Regions from separate parts of the Homo sapiens genome. Here all the other regions are linked to region 1. Evidence: chromatin contacts called from ENCODE Hi-C or POLR2A ChIA-PET data. All regions are on one chromosome and are shown on one strand. The core of a region is the stretch at or near the end of the contact, and the rest is flanking DNA. Distances in the headings are between cores, read along the strand shown.

The links. A loop is a pair of places that touch in the nucleus more often than their neighbours do. ChIA-PET counts read pairs that join two places held with the same protein, here RNA polymerase II (POLR2A). Pooled maps may share reads with other maps.
Region 2: a loop to region 1 is called in a pooled map, with 13 times the contacts of the local background. The contact joins the promoter of FBXW11 here to the promoter of ERGIC1 in region 1. A Hi-C loop is called at or near these places in 2 of 37 single-sample maps with no recorded cell type and 9 of 50 pooled maps. POLR2A ChIA-PET finds 5 or more read pairs at or near these places in 1 of 52 experiments (OCI-LY7).
Region 3: a loop to region 1 is called in a pooled map, with 6 times the contacts of the local background. The contact joins the promoter of STK10 here to the promoter of ERGIC1 in region 1. A Hi-C loop is called at or near these places in 6 of 37 single-sample maps with no recorded cell type and 9 of 50 pooled maps. POLR2A ChIA-PET finds 5 or more read pairs at or near these places in 1 of 52 experiments (T-cell).

Annotation. Positions count from the first base shown.
Region 1 is chr5:172,831,628-172,836,474 of GRCh38, forward strand. ERGIC1 (endoplasmic reticulum-golgi intermediate compartment 1) reads left to right here and starts at 2,624. Exons shown (of 10, transcript NM_001031711.3): 1 at 2,624-2,806. The coding sequence starts at 2,787. RefSeq lists silencers at 2,477-2,876, 3,247-3,296, 3,307-3,386 and enhancers at 3,370-4,362, 3,857-4,066, 4,363-4,847.
Region 2 is chr5:172,003,902-172,008,748 of GRCh38, forward strand. It overlaps FBXW11 (F-box and WD repeat domain containing 11), which reads right to left and starts at 2,737. Exons shown (of 14, transcript NM_001378974.1): 1 at 2,557-2,737. The coding sequence starts at 2,601. RefSeq lists enhancers at 1,902-2,021, 2,621-3,248, 2,792-3,061, 4,504-4,847 and silencers at 2,362-2,471, 2,482-2,761.
Region 3 is chr5:172,185,893-172,190,739 of GRCh38, forward strand. It overlaps STK10 (serine/threonine kinase 10), which reads right to left and starts at 2,332. Exons shown (of 19, transcript NM_005990.4): 1 at 1,995-2,332. The coding sequence starts at 2,150. RefSeq lists enhancers at 155-204, 475-524, 1,185-1,264, 2,317-3,092 and silencers at 1,725-1,804, 1,935-1,984, 2,285-2,644.

The DNA.
Region 1 (4,847 bases), core at 1,374-3,873:
GGCTGGATGCTAGGATATGATGGTGATACCACCTTGTCTCAGGGAACTTTCCTTTTTTTTTTTAAATTATACTTTAGGTTCTGGGATACATGTGCAGAACGTGCAGTTTTGTCACACAGGCATACACGTGCCATTTGTGTATGGCATCATTGTTTGTGTACCCATCAACCCGTCATCTACATTAGGTATTTCTCCTAATGCTATCCCTCCCCTAGCCCCCTACCCCCCGACAGGCCCCTCTCAGGGAACTTTCACTCAGATGGGGTAGTAGTTACTAGCGAATTAATAATAACCTAATCACACGTCATGCCCAGTTCTCCCAAGGAAACCTACAAGGTACCATGCGATTATGTAATAGGGGACTGGCCTAGTCCATGAGCATTGGGGCAGTCAAGTAGCTAGCCAGGCTGCATAGGTGTATCAGCATTGGGTTTAGGTGTAAGTGTCTGAAAATACAGAATAACAATAGCTTAAATAAGATAGATGTTTGTTTCTCTTGGGCAGGTGTTTGAGGACAGGTATTTTGCCACTTAGAGACAGGAACTCAGGTTTTTTTTTTTTTTTTTTGAGACAGAGTCTCACTCTGTCGCACAGGCTGGAGGGCAGTGGTGTGATCTGGGCTCACTGCAACCTCTGCCTCCCAGGTTCAGGCGATTCTCCTGCCTCAGCCTCCTGAGTAGCTGGGATTACAGGCGTGTGGCACCACGCCCGGCTAATTTTTGTATTTTTAGTAGAGACAGGGTTTCACCACATGTTGGTCAGGCTGGTCTCGAACTCCTGACCTCAGGTGATCCGCCCACCTCGGCCTCCCAAAGTGCTGCAATTACAGGTGTGAGCCACTGTGCCCGGCAGGAACTTAGGCTCTTTTTGTCTTGTTGCTCTGCTCTGTGGTGGCCTCCACCTTATGGTCCAGGATGGTGACGCCTACATTCCTGGCAGCCAGATGGAGAAAGGGACACAGAGGGTAAAGCAGACATACCAACTATCCCAGATGCCCCACAAGACACTTCCCTTTACTTCTCAATGCCACATCTAGCTACAAAGGAAGCTGGGGAAATGCAACTTTCACTGTGAGCACCCACATGCCCAGCCAAAAGTTGGGAGCTCTATCCCCACTCGAAAAGAGCAATGATAGTCAACCCTGTCTTGCATTTACTCTGTGCCAGGCATTTGCTGACCTTGGATATCATCCCAAATGCACACTTGATTCAGTAGGTCTGGCCTGGGGACAAGAGTCTGTCCTGTGATGGCCATGTGGCTGGTCTGTGGACCACAGTTTGAGGAGGGAGGATTCGAGGTCAAAGATCCATCATTGCATGTTTCCTCCCACACAGGGCCAACGAATGGCTGTTTGGAAGCAGTGGCTGCTCAAGATCCCTTAACTCTCCCTGCTGTCCCTAGGTTTCCAGTTCAGGCTGAGATTTCCTTTTCTCCCCCAACAGTGTCAGACCACTGACACTGAATGAATGAATGAATGAATGAGTGAATGAATGAAAAGGGAACGCAGAGGTCAGGTCCCGGCATATGCTCTAGGGGAAGGCTTTGGTTCACCACGTCACCCTACCCCAGACCCCGTGCTAGTGTTGTCCCTTCTGAATCCTCCCGGAGGAACCAGCACTGCTGTTCCCCTCTATTTACACAGGGGGAAACTGTCCATTGACTCTGCTTTTGGAACCCGAGCCCTCACCATTCTCCCCTGGGTTTTTTGAAGCCCTGTCCCACCACAACCTTGGAGAAAGGGCCAGTGACAGAACCTCGGGGAAGTTCAGAGTGAGTTTCCCCTACTCAGGTCTTGTGTGACCTCAACTACCATCTCCTCTAATCCAGCAGTCACGGAGGCAGCTGCTCTGTATTCCTGAGGAGGAAACTGAGGCTCTAAGAAGGAGACAATCGGCACAGTCCACGTTGGCCAAGTCACAGTGCAGGTCCCATCTGCCTCTGCCACAACCCTGCATGTTCTCGATGGACCTGGTTCAGAGCAGATGCTCTGTGAATGCCCACTGGAGTGAACGACAGGGGCAGATGGAAGCAGGGACAGCCACTGCCAGCCTCAATAGTTTCAGGTGCCTGGCACTGTGCTAAGCCAGTCTCCTGTTTCTCAGCTGATCCCCAGGAAAACCCCCTCAAGTAGGTGTCATCGTCCTCTTTGTGCAGATATGCAAAAGGGGCGGGGCGGGGGGGGGGCGCTCTGAGAAGCCCAGTGGCTTTCCCAGAGAGACACGGCAGGGGCAGAGGTGAGTCCACCTTAACAGCCTAGGATGGCCGACCTCTTCCCTTCCCCCACAGTATTAGGCCCTCACTCAGAGCTAGACGCTGTGCACGGCCAAAGTCTGTATCACCCCGCCCCCCGCCCCCAACTCAATCACAGTTCAGTGAAACTGTTTACAAATGCAAAAAACTGGGCTCGGAGAAGCAGAGAATTTGTCCGAGGGCATCCAAAGAGATGGAGAAGGAAATCTAAGTGGGAGGCTTGAAGGAATGAGTACTGGAGTCTTTGGGGGACTCCCTTCCCTTCCGACAGCCTCGACTCTCCGCCCCTTCCCTGCCTGCCCGCGGGCCCCTTTAACCGGGTGGCGGAAGGGGCGGCCGGGCGGGCGGCGCCCAATGGGCTGCGCGGAGCGTCACTTCCCGGCAGCGGGAGGCGAGTGGCGAGTGGCGAGTGGCGAGTGTCAGGGGGGCGGCCGGCGGGGGCGGGGCGGCCGGAGGAGGCGTTGGCAGCGGGCTCGGACCCACGCGGCGCCGCGGCCCGCCTGGCCTGCAGCGCTCCCACCCCCGGCGGCGGCACGATGCCCTTTGACTTCAGGAGGTGAGTGTGGCGACCCCGGCCAGTCGGGAGTTCCCTCAGCGGGCAGAGGGAGCGCCCCGGCACGCCGCGGACCCCTCCCGCCCTGCATGCAAAAGCGGCTCCCCGCCCTGTGCATGCCTCCGCAGGCCCCTAGGGACCCCAGGCGAGCCCCCCCCCTGCCGCACACGAAGCCAGCCAGAGCCGCGGAGGCCCCCTCGTGCAGCGGGAGACAAATCCACCCACCTTCCCTCCGCCGAGCCCCCTCCCCAGCCTGCCCGGATACCTTGCATTCCCCTCCCCCACACTAGGAAACATTTCCTCCCTCCTCCCAGATGGGAACAGCCCATAACACCCCAGCATCCCTCTCCTCCCTCTACTGAGCCTCCTTGGTGGACCCCACCTCAGCTGACAGGTGGGGCAGGGCACCTGGAATGAGTCCGGAGGGGCCTGGGGCCCCATGCAGCCTGCCGGCAGCTGGAGGGTTTTAAGTTTCTATAGCCTGAGGCTCCCCCAGGCCGGGCAGATCGGGAGGCCTGCCCCCGCCCCTCCCTCCCTCAGCCCCAGCCCTGTCCGCTGGGTATGGGGGCACCATGGGAAGGGGAGGAGGCGCCTTGGGCAGGACTCTGCAGAAGGGCCACCGGGGTCTGGCCTTGGCTTTCTGCAGTCACCACAATGGGTCCTTTGTGGGGTCCAGCTGCCTCATGGTCTAGGTTGCATGGGGCATTCTGGAAGCCTGCGGGGGAAGAGATCTCCACCAGAGGTTCCCTTGAGGTGTGGAGCCCCAGGGGATGTCCTGGCCTGAGGCAGCCACACTTGGTGTCTGGCTGGGAAAAGAGCAGGGCTTTAATGCAGGGAGGAGCTGGATTAGAATCCTGGCTCTGCCCTTTCTACTGAACAGCTCGGTATATTCTAGAAGTTAGGGGCAAAGGCTCTGGGTTCAGAACTCCCTGTCGCCGCTCGGCTGGCTGACCTCAGCAAGTCTCCGAGCGCCCTCAGTTTCACCACCTGCAAATTGGGGCTAAAAATAAGGTCTCCGCTTGTGACGACTGAGTGCGTGAAACACCCTTAGCAGAGTCTGGCATGATTTAGAGCTCAGAAATAGGGCATTAGTGGATGGGGGGTGTTCTCCAGGAGGGGTTTTCCACATCCACAAAATAGTGATTCAGATGCCTGTGCCACAGGAGGTATTTCTTCCCCTCTTCTTGCATGTGAAGGCAGTGTAAAGTGACAGTCTACCCAGAGAGAAAGGCCCTTAGCCTGCCATGACCCCCATAGCATGGGATATATTGGGGTTTAGGCCCAAAGAGGACACTGGTCTTGGACCTCTTGATTGGTTGACATGGTTTTCCAGCCTGTCCGGGTCCCTGATACCAGCTAGCAAATGTTTGCCGGCTTCTTGCCCCTGCCGGGCAGCCCTGAGGCTAGCAGACCTAGGCAGTTTTGAACAAGGACAGCCCCTCTGGTGGAATTCAAGGTCAGTCCTAATAGCATCAGTTAAGTCTGGGCCATAAGAGCTGTGGTCGGCACATCAATTTCTGGTTCCACAAAGCCTCCCCTTACCCAGGCCAACCATAGGGATTCGTGCCACCGCCGCCCCCTGCCCCTGTGTGATTCAGTAGGTTCCGGTGATTTTGAGCTTGCTGGGGAAATTGCTGTTTTTGATCTTTTAATCCTTTCTCCCTGCACCTCACCCTTCCGTCTTACCAAGGAGGAAATGAGGCTCCAGGGATGAGGGCCTTATCTTGGACTTTATGGGTGCTAAATGGGAAGGGTAGACTTAGGTCTCAGGTCACACATGGCTCCCAACCTTGTGCTCCTTGAATTGGTGGCTTGTGGGGGCAGGTAAGGGAAGTAAGGAAAATGGGTAAGGCCAGCTCTAGCCTTTGGCCTTGGAAGGGCCCTGTGTCAGGCATTGATATTTAAAGAGAGAAATGCTCAGCTCTGAGAAGCTGGCTAGTCTGGGGCTCCCTTGGCATACTTCAGGTCCCTGAGTGCCCAGGTGTCAGGGGGCCCAGCTTAACTAGGAAATACTCTCAGGGCTTGGGCTCACTGCGGAATGGTG
Region 2 (4,847 bases), core at 1,487-3,986, 830 kb before region 1:
AAGTTATCTTGTTAAGCATTAAGTGCCAAACTGGTACAAGCAGCACAATCACAAATATTTGAGTACTGAAGCTGACTCATAAAAATCTAAAAATATTTCATGCTTTAGGCTTTCAAAACACCATCAGTTTAACCCCTTTTCCTCCATCAATCGTATTATCTTGAAACCAATGTAAAAAATATTTTTAACCCAGTTCTGGAAACTGTAATTGAAATGCAGTGAAAACAGAAAGCCACATGCAATTAGATTCTAAGGCATTATTTCCTACATTTGATCCTGGATTTACTCAATCAGTTGTTAAGCACCTGTGCTACTTTACTAAAATAAATACACATATTTAATTTATGATAAGGGTTGTCTAAGAGTCTTAACTGATATCCCTTTCAGGAAATATCAAAATCCTTAAATAAAAGGCCATTTTAAAATTAATCGTAATATAACTAAACTCTGTTAAATTTTCAAAGAATTCCAGTTTAAATCCCAGTTTATAATGTCCTTAACAGGCTGAAATCTCTTTTCTGATCAAAACCAAGTGCTATCATGTAAAATCAAAACTTTTTAAGTTATAAGCATAGGAAGCCAGTGAATTTAGGCCAAAGGTTTTTATTTTTTTATTTTGTAACCATACACTGACTTGGGTTACAACGTATTTCTTATAATTCTTTTGAAAATAAATACATTTTCGTTATTTTTTAAAGGAATAGAAATGGAAGGAGCTGGGAACAGCCAATTTCAAAGAGGCACCAAGTTACAATTTTTCGATATGAAGTACTTCTGTTGTAAGTACATGCACTGTGTGTACATTCTTAAGAATATGTAATATACTTAGTCGATTTAAGATAGTTACCAAAATAACCCACTACAAAAGTTACAGAATACCAAACACTTGACTACAAGTATGATAAATTATGCTGAAAAGGAAAAATCACTCAGTATGTGACATCCCTTTGAAAACAACCCCACGTGCACACACACACACACACACACACACGCATGCAAAAATCAAAAACTATCAGTTTCTTTTTTTCCCTCCTAGTTTTCAAGAATGCTAGAGAAGTCCAGTTCTGTGAATTATGCAAAGGACAGCAAACATTAAGCTGCCTCCATATTTATGCTACTGTACTTCCATTTTTAAAACAAGCATCTCAACTCCCCAGACACCATCATCCACAGAAACCATGCAGCTATCCAACAGACTTTCAGTGTCACCATTTATTATTTATAGCGTTAAATGGGGGAAGTGGCTCTGATGTCACCAACCCTACCCAGTGGAATCACTGACTCAATAAACATTTTCACACTGAAGAAAATCTGGCTAGGAAAACATTTTGCTGGGTTAAGTAGATTCTTCCACCTCTCCTCTCAACCCTGGGGAAGAAGTTGTTACCGTGTTAGGAAAGATACAAAGAAACTGTCAAGGCTTCCATAGGAAGAAATCCTGGACATGTCCATTTGCTGATGCAGACTTCCTCTTCCCAGCTCTCCAGAGCCCAATTTGATTTCCCTCATGTTCACGTTGGCAGGTAATATCTGCCATATTTTATTTCTTCCACCAAATCATCCATCAATTAGCAAATTCTTCACTTCTAGCCACTCTCTCACTGTCCTGTTCCTAAAAACCCCTTCTGGTTTCAAATCCTAAAGCTTCGGAGGAGGGTGGAGGGTGTCCACGGACCGGGAGTCTGGCCTGGCTGCCAGTGGTTTCTAACAGAAGAGTGGTCGCTTCCCCCGGGGGCCAAGGATTCCCCTCTTTTTTTTTTCTTTCTGAGAAGAAAGACCTCGCGGCAGTGATGAGGATGGCTCCCTCCCCAGTCATCTCCAATTTCCCAAAGCAGCTCTGGAAAACGTGAAGTTGCGCCTTCTCTTTCCTGGAGGATGGAATCCAGAGTACCTGGGCCCTTGCTATGCAAACATCCCTCTCCGCCGGGTAGGAAACCCTTTGTCCGAGAAGCCGGACACCACAAGGGCCCGGGAAAGAGGCCTCCTTATCCGCCACAGCCTCAAACCCGAAAGCTCCCTGCCCCCCCAGCTCTGTAGGGCCTATCCTGGCATCCACACAGACCTAGGCTGGGGAGTGGGTGCTGAGACCTCTCCTAGGACGCGGAGGCCCAGGCGGCCCCAACCCATCTCCGTACTCCTTCCCACCATCTCACTCGGCCTGAGTGGGGCTTGCAAGCGCGGTGCGGGCCTGGGCCGAAACAGAGGAAAGAAAAAAAAATCCCTTTCTAAAAGAAGGAGAATGGGGTGCTAGAGCGAGTGCGACCTAAGTCTACAGCATAAACGAGCGAGGGTCGTCCGAGAGCTGGGACCGGAGACGGGACCAGGGGGAGGGGGAGAAGCGAGGGGCATGGAGGGGGCCGGGCCAGGACCGGCCGGAGATGTCGAGGGATCAGAGGAGCCCGCGCCAGGTCCGAGGCCAGGGAAGGCTGGGGGCCCGGGTCTGGGTCGAGGCGTCTGGGAAGGGCCAGAGCCGGCCTCGCACCGGACGTTGAGGTGGGCAGGCCCGCCCGGGGCCGGACGGACGGAAGCACAGACGGTCCAGCGGGCCGCACTCACCATGAGCTCGATGGTCTTGTCCTCAATCACCGAGTCGGGCTCCATGGCGGCCCCGGCGGCCCCGCCTCGCTCTCCCCGCGCAGCAGCGAACGGCCCGGGCGGAGGAGGCGACGGCGGAGGCGGCAGAGGCGGAGGCGGCTATCGCACCCACTCTAGCTGCCAGCCCGCCCGGGCCGCCGGCAGCTCCGCCCTCCCCCTCGGCGAACGCAGTACGCAGATCGGGGACTACACCTCCCAGCAGGCGCCGCGGCCCGCAGAGCGTTGTGGGACCGAGCCTCTGACACCAGGTTGCTGGCTCTTGGCAGCCCGAAGCTGAACTCCGAGCTGAGAGTAGCACTGGACGGTGGGCGTAGGACGTGCAGACCTGAAGAGTTAAGAGCTTGCTCATGGCAGGGCCTCGAGAGCGCCACGACTACGTGTCCCAGAAAGCCGTGCGCCCGGGTTGTCCTTCCGGCTAGCTTCTCTTGACTTCCTGGCAGCCCAAGGCTGCCCAGACCGGGACGGAAACTCCGAGGCAACTCCTCACTTGTCGGAGGTCCTGCGTATGCGACCCATTTCCGCACATGCGCGGTCCATGCCGCAGTGCTCCCTAGACGCCTAGGTAGCTGCGCGGCCCGTCCGGCAGTGTCTGATGGTAGGGGCAGATGGTGGAGACAGGTGGGTTCTAGGTGCGTTAGGAAGGTGTATAGACCTGGGGCTCAGGTGTGGGAAGGGGCCAGCGAGTGAGAGAAGCTCGGCCTGGGGAAGAGGCTCTGAGAGGATGGGCATCCCAGGAGTGAGAGTTTCGAGATTTCTTCGGGAAAGACGGGGTTTTGGGAAATGTGCTGTGGTGCTGTCTGTATGTCACACGATCTGCGAGGAGCTGCGAGATTAAAGGGGACGTGCGTATATCGAGCCCCTCATTCATTCGTTCAGAAAATGGTTATTTTTTAAGCATCCAGCTTCCGCTGCGTACCGTTCTAGGCGCTGAGAATCAGCTCTGAACATGACAGACAAGGCTCCTGTTCTCATGGAGCTTAATTCTGGTGGAGGGACGACAGACACTAACCAAAAGAGTGGCTAAGAAGGAACACACAAGCGGAGACTCCTTCTAGTGAACTCAGCCTCCAACTCTGTGTAACTTAGGTCTGTCCGTGCCCTCTAACCAAATCCCACCAGGAAGACACGGATCGTTGAACAAGCTGGGTTTATTACTAGTTGCAGTGACTGAGAACACACATTGAGGAACGATAGGGCCTCTCGGTAAGAGTTGTTAGTGATTTGGGAGAGGGTTTAAGGAAGTGAGAGCTTCACTGGATTAGATACTGTCAGGAAGAGAGGGTCGTTCCATGATTGAGCATCTCAGTTCATCTTATCTAGAGGAAGGGAATTCTAGATTGAGGCTAAAGCTGTGCAGATAAAGAAACAGCAGCCTGGCCGGGCGCAGTGGCTCACGCCTGTAATCCCAGCACTTTGGTAAACCGAGGCAGGCGAATTGCTTGAGCGCAGGAGTTCCAGACCAGCCTGGGCAACATGGCGAAACTCTTCTCTACAAAAAATACAAAAATGAACCGGGCCTGGTGGTGCGCGCCTGTCATCTCAGTTACTTGGGAGGCAGAGGTGGGACGATCGCTTGAGCCCAGGAAGTGGAGGTTTCAGTGAATGGAGATCGCACCACTCCACTGTACCCTGAGTGATAGAGCCAGACCTTGTCTCAAAAACGAAAAAAAAAAAAAAAAGTGCAGCAGCAGCTCCCTCATATTAGCCAAGTGGGGATGTTGAGTCATTTTTTGTGGTTTGGACAATCATCAGGTTTTATCTTTTTATCGTGTTTAGACCTGATTATAGAGTGGTCTTGTATTTGTCTGGATCTATCATGGTCACAGAATGACCTCGTCTGATGTTGATGTTCTTTGGAATTGTTTTTGTTCTACAGGAAAACACAAAGCCTAGCTATAAGGGCCAGGCTGTGGTCTAGTAACATCATGGCATGGCTGATTGTACCAGGCCAGCTTCCAGATATCAGAGGCTGCTTTTCACTTTCTCAAAGTGTTTTTGCATTCTCTGCACCTATAAAGTCAAAGAGGCTGGATGACCTAGAAATCTTTCCATTACCAAGGACCAAGTTACAGTAATTTGCATGCATTCAGGACACAGTATAAGTTCCCTGCAGGTAGACTTTGAAGTTTCATAGTCCTTACCTGGTGCTTTTCACCAAGGGAATTGAAAGAAAAGCAATAGGAAGAGCACAGAATTGGAAAGTTCTTACCACTGTCATGCTATCTGAATTTCACCAGGTCCGTTCCACTATG
Region 3 (4,847 bases), core at 1,082-3,581, 650 kb before region 1:
TCCAAAAGCACTGCCTCTCGGATCACAAGACCTCTCCCTACCCCATAACAGGAAGTGTGGGCTCAGAGGGGAGGTGGCAAGGAAACAAAACAGGCACCAGGCCAGGCACAGTGGCTCACGCCTGTAATCCCAACACTTTGGGAGGCCGAGGTGGGTGGATCAACTGAGGTCAGGAGTTCGAGACCAGCTTAGACAACATGGTGAAACCCCGTCTCTACTAAAAAAACAAAAATTAGCCAGGCATGGTGGTGTGTGCCTGCAATCCCAGCTACTTGGGAGGCTGAGGTAGGAGAATTGCTTGAACCCAGGAAGTGGAGGTTGCAGTGAGGGCCGAGATCAAACCACCGCACTCCAGCTTGGGCAATAGAGTGAGACTCCGTCTCACAAAAAATAAAAATAAAAAAAGACACTGAGTGGGCCTGGTTGGTCTCAAAATTGCCACCGCTCCAGGTCAGGCAGGGTGGCTCACCGCTGTAATCCCAACACTTTGGGAGGCTGAAACGAGCTGATTTCATGAGCTCAGGAGTTCATGACAAGCCTGGGCTACGTGGCGAAACCCCAAGTCTACAAAAAATACAAAAATTAGCCGGGCTGTGGTGTGCACCTGTAGACCTAGCTACTCCGAAGGCTGAGGCAGGAGAATTGCTTGAGCCCAGGAGGCAGAGGTTGCAGTGAGCCGAGATCGGGCCACTGCACTCCAGACTGAGCAACAGAGGGAAACCCTGTCTCAAAAAAAAGAAAAGAAAAAAGAAAAAACGCCACCACTCCAAGCCTCTAGGGCAGTACTTCTCAAACCTATTTGCTTAGGAATCACCTGGGATCTTATTAAAACGTAGACTCTAATTCAGCAGGTCGGGGCTGGGCATGAGATTGTTCACTTCTGACAAGCTCCCAAATGATGCTATTATAACACCGGTCATCTAGGAACTACTTCGGTAACTAGGCGATAGACCACTTCCAAGTCAGAGGAGAAGGCCTGGAGAAGCCTTCTCTGTGGTCCAGCCTCATAGAACGGCAATCCTAGGGTCAGAGTGCCCTACAAGCTACAGGAGCCCCAAGGAGGAGGATAGTGGCTTAGAAGAGAGGTGCTCTCCTGGAGGTATACACCAATTTAACAAGTGGGCGTCTCCCAGTAAAAATTTTCTTAGGGGAAAGGGGGGAGTCAAGCTGTAGGTGTTGGCTCCCTAAAACAACTCACCACCTCAGAATTAGCTCCCAGGAGCAGAAACCAACGTCCTGCTGCCACACTTCTCTAGACTCAATCAGCTCTGCCCCACCCACTCCACAAAAGCTCTCTGCCGCGTCTTCCTCTAGGGGAGAGGTGACTGCAGGCTGGGAGACTCCCCAGCTGTGACTCAGACCGACGGAATCAAATCTGTTCCCCCAGGCTCAGCATTCACCAGATCCTGACCTCCCCCTCTGACCAGCCCCAACCCACCTTTCCAAGCCCCACCTCTCAGTCCATGGGCCACCCCTCGCCCACCCCACTTCCCTGTCTCTGGCTCATCTTCAGATGTGTCCCTAGCTCCCAACCCGTCCAAGCGCAGCCGAGTTTCTCGGTCCACATCGCCTCGATATTCCCACAGCATCTGTGGTCTCTCTTAAAAAAAAAAGTGTGCCCGTATCGCCGTTTTACGGAACGTCCCTGGAAGGTCCCTCGAGTGGCCCTCTCGGATGCTGAGGTCCTGTCAACGCCCCTTTGTCTCCCCGTGCGGCGCCGAGCGCAGTGCAGGACACACAGGAAGTGCTCCGAAACAGGGCTAGGGTGGGGGCGGCAACCGTGCCCGGAGGGGGCGCCCAGAGCGCAGGGACTCGGCCGGGCCGAGTGATGTTCCCCCCAAAAAACAAGAGTCATCGGGATGAGGGCCAGGGACCCCGAATTCAGCGCCGGGCAGCCCTCGGAGCCGGAGCCAGGCTGGCCGGGTCCGGCTCAGGCATCCCTTCCTTCCGGAGCCCCTCGACGCGCGTCCGGCCACCCACCTCAGCGCCCTCACCTTGTAAACCTTGCCGAAGGCGCCGTCGCCCAGCTCGCCCACGATCTCCCACACCTCGTTGGGGTCCAGGTCGCGGCGGACGTGCTCATATTCGCGGGACTTTCTCTTCTCGAAGGTAGACAGGCGCAGGATGCGGCGGAAATTGGCAAAAGCCATGGCCGGGGGCGCGGTGGCGCCGGCTCGGGCTCGGGCTCGGGCTCGGGCTGTGGCTTCGGCGGCCGCGAGGAGAAGGAGGAGGAGTTGGAGGACGCCGCGTCTCTCGGGGTTCTCCCCAGACCCGCCTTTCCCCGCAGCCCGACCTCGGTCAAGTGTGCCCTGGGCAGCGCCGCGCCGGGAGCACCCGGAACCGCGCAGGCGGCGGCGTGCCCGCCCCCGCCCCCGCCCTGTCAGGTCCCCAGGGCCGCCTCCCTTGTGCCGGCCTCGCAGCTCCTGCCCGGCCCAGCCCTGCCTGCGAGAGCCTCGGACCCGTTCCAGGGGACCGTCCCCGCGCCCGCCCACCGGCCCGGCTCCACCCGCCGCTCCCCGGCAGAGCCCCGGGACCCCCTAATTGGCTGCGGGCGCTCCCCGGCTCCGCCCGTCGCCGCAGGGCACTCTGGAAACTGTAGTCCCCCCACACCACGCTCCGCGAGCCGCGGGCTGGGCTTTGGGGAAGCTTCGGGGACCGCTCGGTGGGACCGCTCATGGACTCAGGAGCCCGCCCGCCGCGCCGCGTGGCTCCCAAAACTTTTATGGGAGCAAGCGGGACGGCGACTTGGCATTTCGCGAGAGCCCACGGATCGTTGTCAGCGCCCAGAAGGTGAACCTGCACTCGTTCATTTAATCCTCCCGCAGCTATTCCGCTAGGCTGCCCTCGCCCCCACTTTTCCGATGGGGACGCCGGCAGGCGAGGGCACTCGCCCCAGGCACACACGCTGGCTGCCCGTCTGCTGCGGGTTCCTCGGCGCGGTGCTGCCTCCTAGTGTGCGACGGGCAACGCCGGTGCAGCCGCGGCCAGTCCCTGCAGGGCCCGGCTTCCCGGCGCGGTCCTTTCCAGGGGCTCCCCGTCCACGATCCACAAACCTGCCAGGATTAGAGGGCTGGGAGAAAGAGCTCCTTTGGCACTGATTTCTCTTATGTTTCCTGATGGGTTTGCGGATGTATTTGCATATTAAATAAAAACTTTATTCTAATTTTTAATTTCCTAGTTTCAAAAAAGATGAGCGCACTACATACAGATCAAACTAAAGTCTTCTTTGAGCACCTTCATTCTCGATCCTGGCTACTTGAGTCACTTCACTGCTACTGTTGCCTGTTTGTCCTATAGACGGTTATAACATGCTTTTACCTGAATCTAAGGAGAGTGCTGGGGGTGGGGGGGGGGGGCGGGCAGTCTGCAAGGGTTATTATTTGGACCGTGTCATAAACAAGTTGAGTCTTCGCAAATGTCACAGTTCAATAGCTCCAACCCCAGAGAACGGCTGTGTTGAGGTGTTTTCGCCCCTTCCTCGGTGCTTTGTTCGAAAACATCCTTTGAACAGTGTGCAAACACCAAGCATGGTTTTCCACTGGGAAAGCCAGCTCAAGAAGCCTGCGATGCTGGTAGTGGTCGGCGCAGAGGGTGTCCTGGTTGCTAAGCCGTTCGGAATGTTTCCACAGCTGCAGGAGTGCCTGGAATTGTAGAGGGTCTTTAAAAGAAGGAAACGCCGCTCGTCGCTGACCGTTCTCATTGAGTCAGGCGCTGTCTGAACCTCCCAAAACATGCTGAAAGGCAGGTCTTTCATTTGTTTCAGACCATTTGGCCAACTGTACGAAGCGGGTGGGGAGACCAAGAGGGTTGCTTCCATACTAGGAGATGAAGGCTCTGACTCCACGAAAGCTGTAGGCCTGGAGGGCTCTGACCAGCTCTGAGAGCTCCAGAAAAGCAAGCAAGCGAGAGAAAGAGAGAGAGAAAGGAAAGAGAGAAAGAGAGAAAGAAAGAAAGAGAAAGGGAAAGGAAAGGAAGAAAGAGAGAAAGGAAAGAGAGAAAGAGAGAAAGAAAGAAAGAGAAAGGGAAAGGAAAGGAAGAAAGAGAGAAAGAAAAAGGAAAGGAAGAGAAGGAGAGAGAAAGAGGGAGGGAGGGAGGGAAGGAAGGAAGGGAGGGAGGGAGGAAGGAAGGGAAAGAAAAACGGAGAGGTTCATTCATTCAATAACACTAAGTCAAAGAAGCCAGACACAAAAGGCCCTGTGTTCTATAAATTTCCATTTATATGAAATGTCTGGAAAAGGCAAATCCATACAGACAGAAAGTAGATTAATGGTTGCCTGGAGCTGGGTGTGAAATGGGAATTAACTGTACATGAACAATAAACAGTCTAATTGGGGTGATGAAAATGTCCTAAAACTGCACAATGGTGACAATTTCATAATTTGGTAAATTTGCCAAAAATAATTGAATTTTAAACTTTCATTTTTGTAAATGGATGAATTTTATGTGTAAATTATACCTCAATAGCATTGTAAGAAATACATTGAGGTTCAATAGAATCAAAGCTACTTCTTTGAAATAACTAATAGACAAGACTAGTCAAAGAAAAAGAAAAAAAGGGTCGGGCACGGTGGCTCACACCTGTAATCCCAGCATTTTGGGAGGCCAAGCTGGGTGGATCACCTGAGGTTAGGAGTTCAAGACCAGCCTGGCCAACATGGCAAAACCCCAGCTCTACGAAAAATACAAAACTTAGCCGGGCGGGGTGGTGCACGCCTGTAACCCAAGCTACTTGGGAGGCTGAGGCAGAAGAATCACTTGAACCCAGAAGATGGAGGTTGCAGTGAGCCGAGATCGTACCATTGCACTCCATCTAGCCTGAGCAACAGAGCAAGACTCCGTCTCAAAAA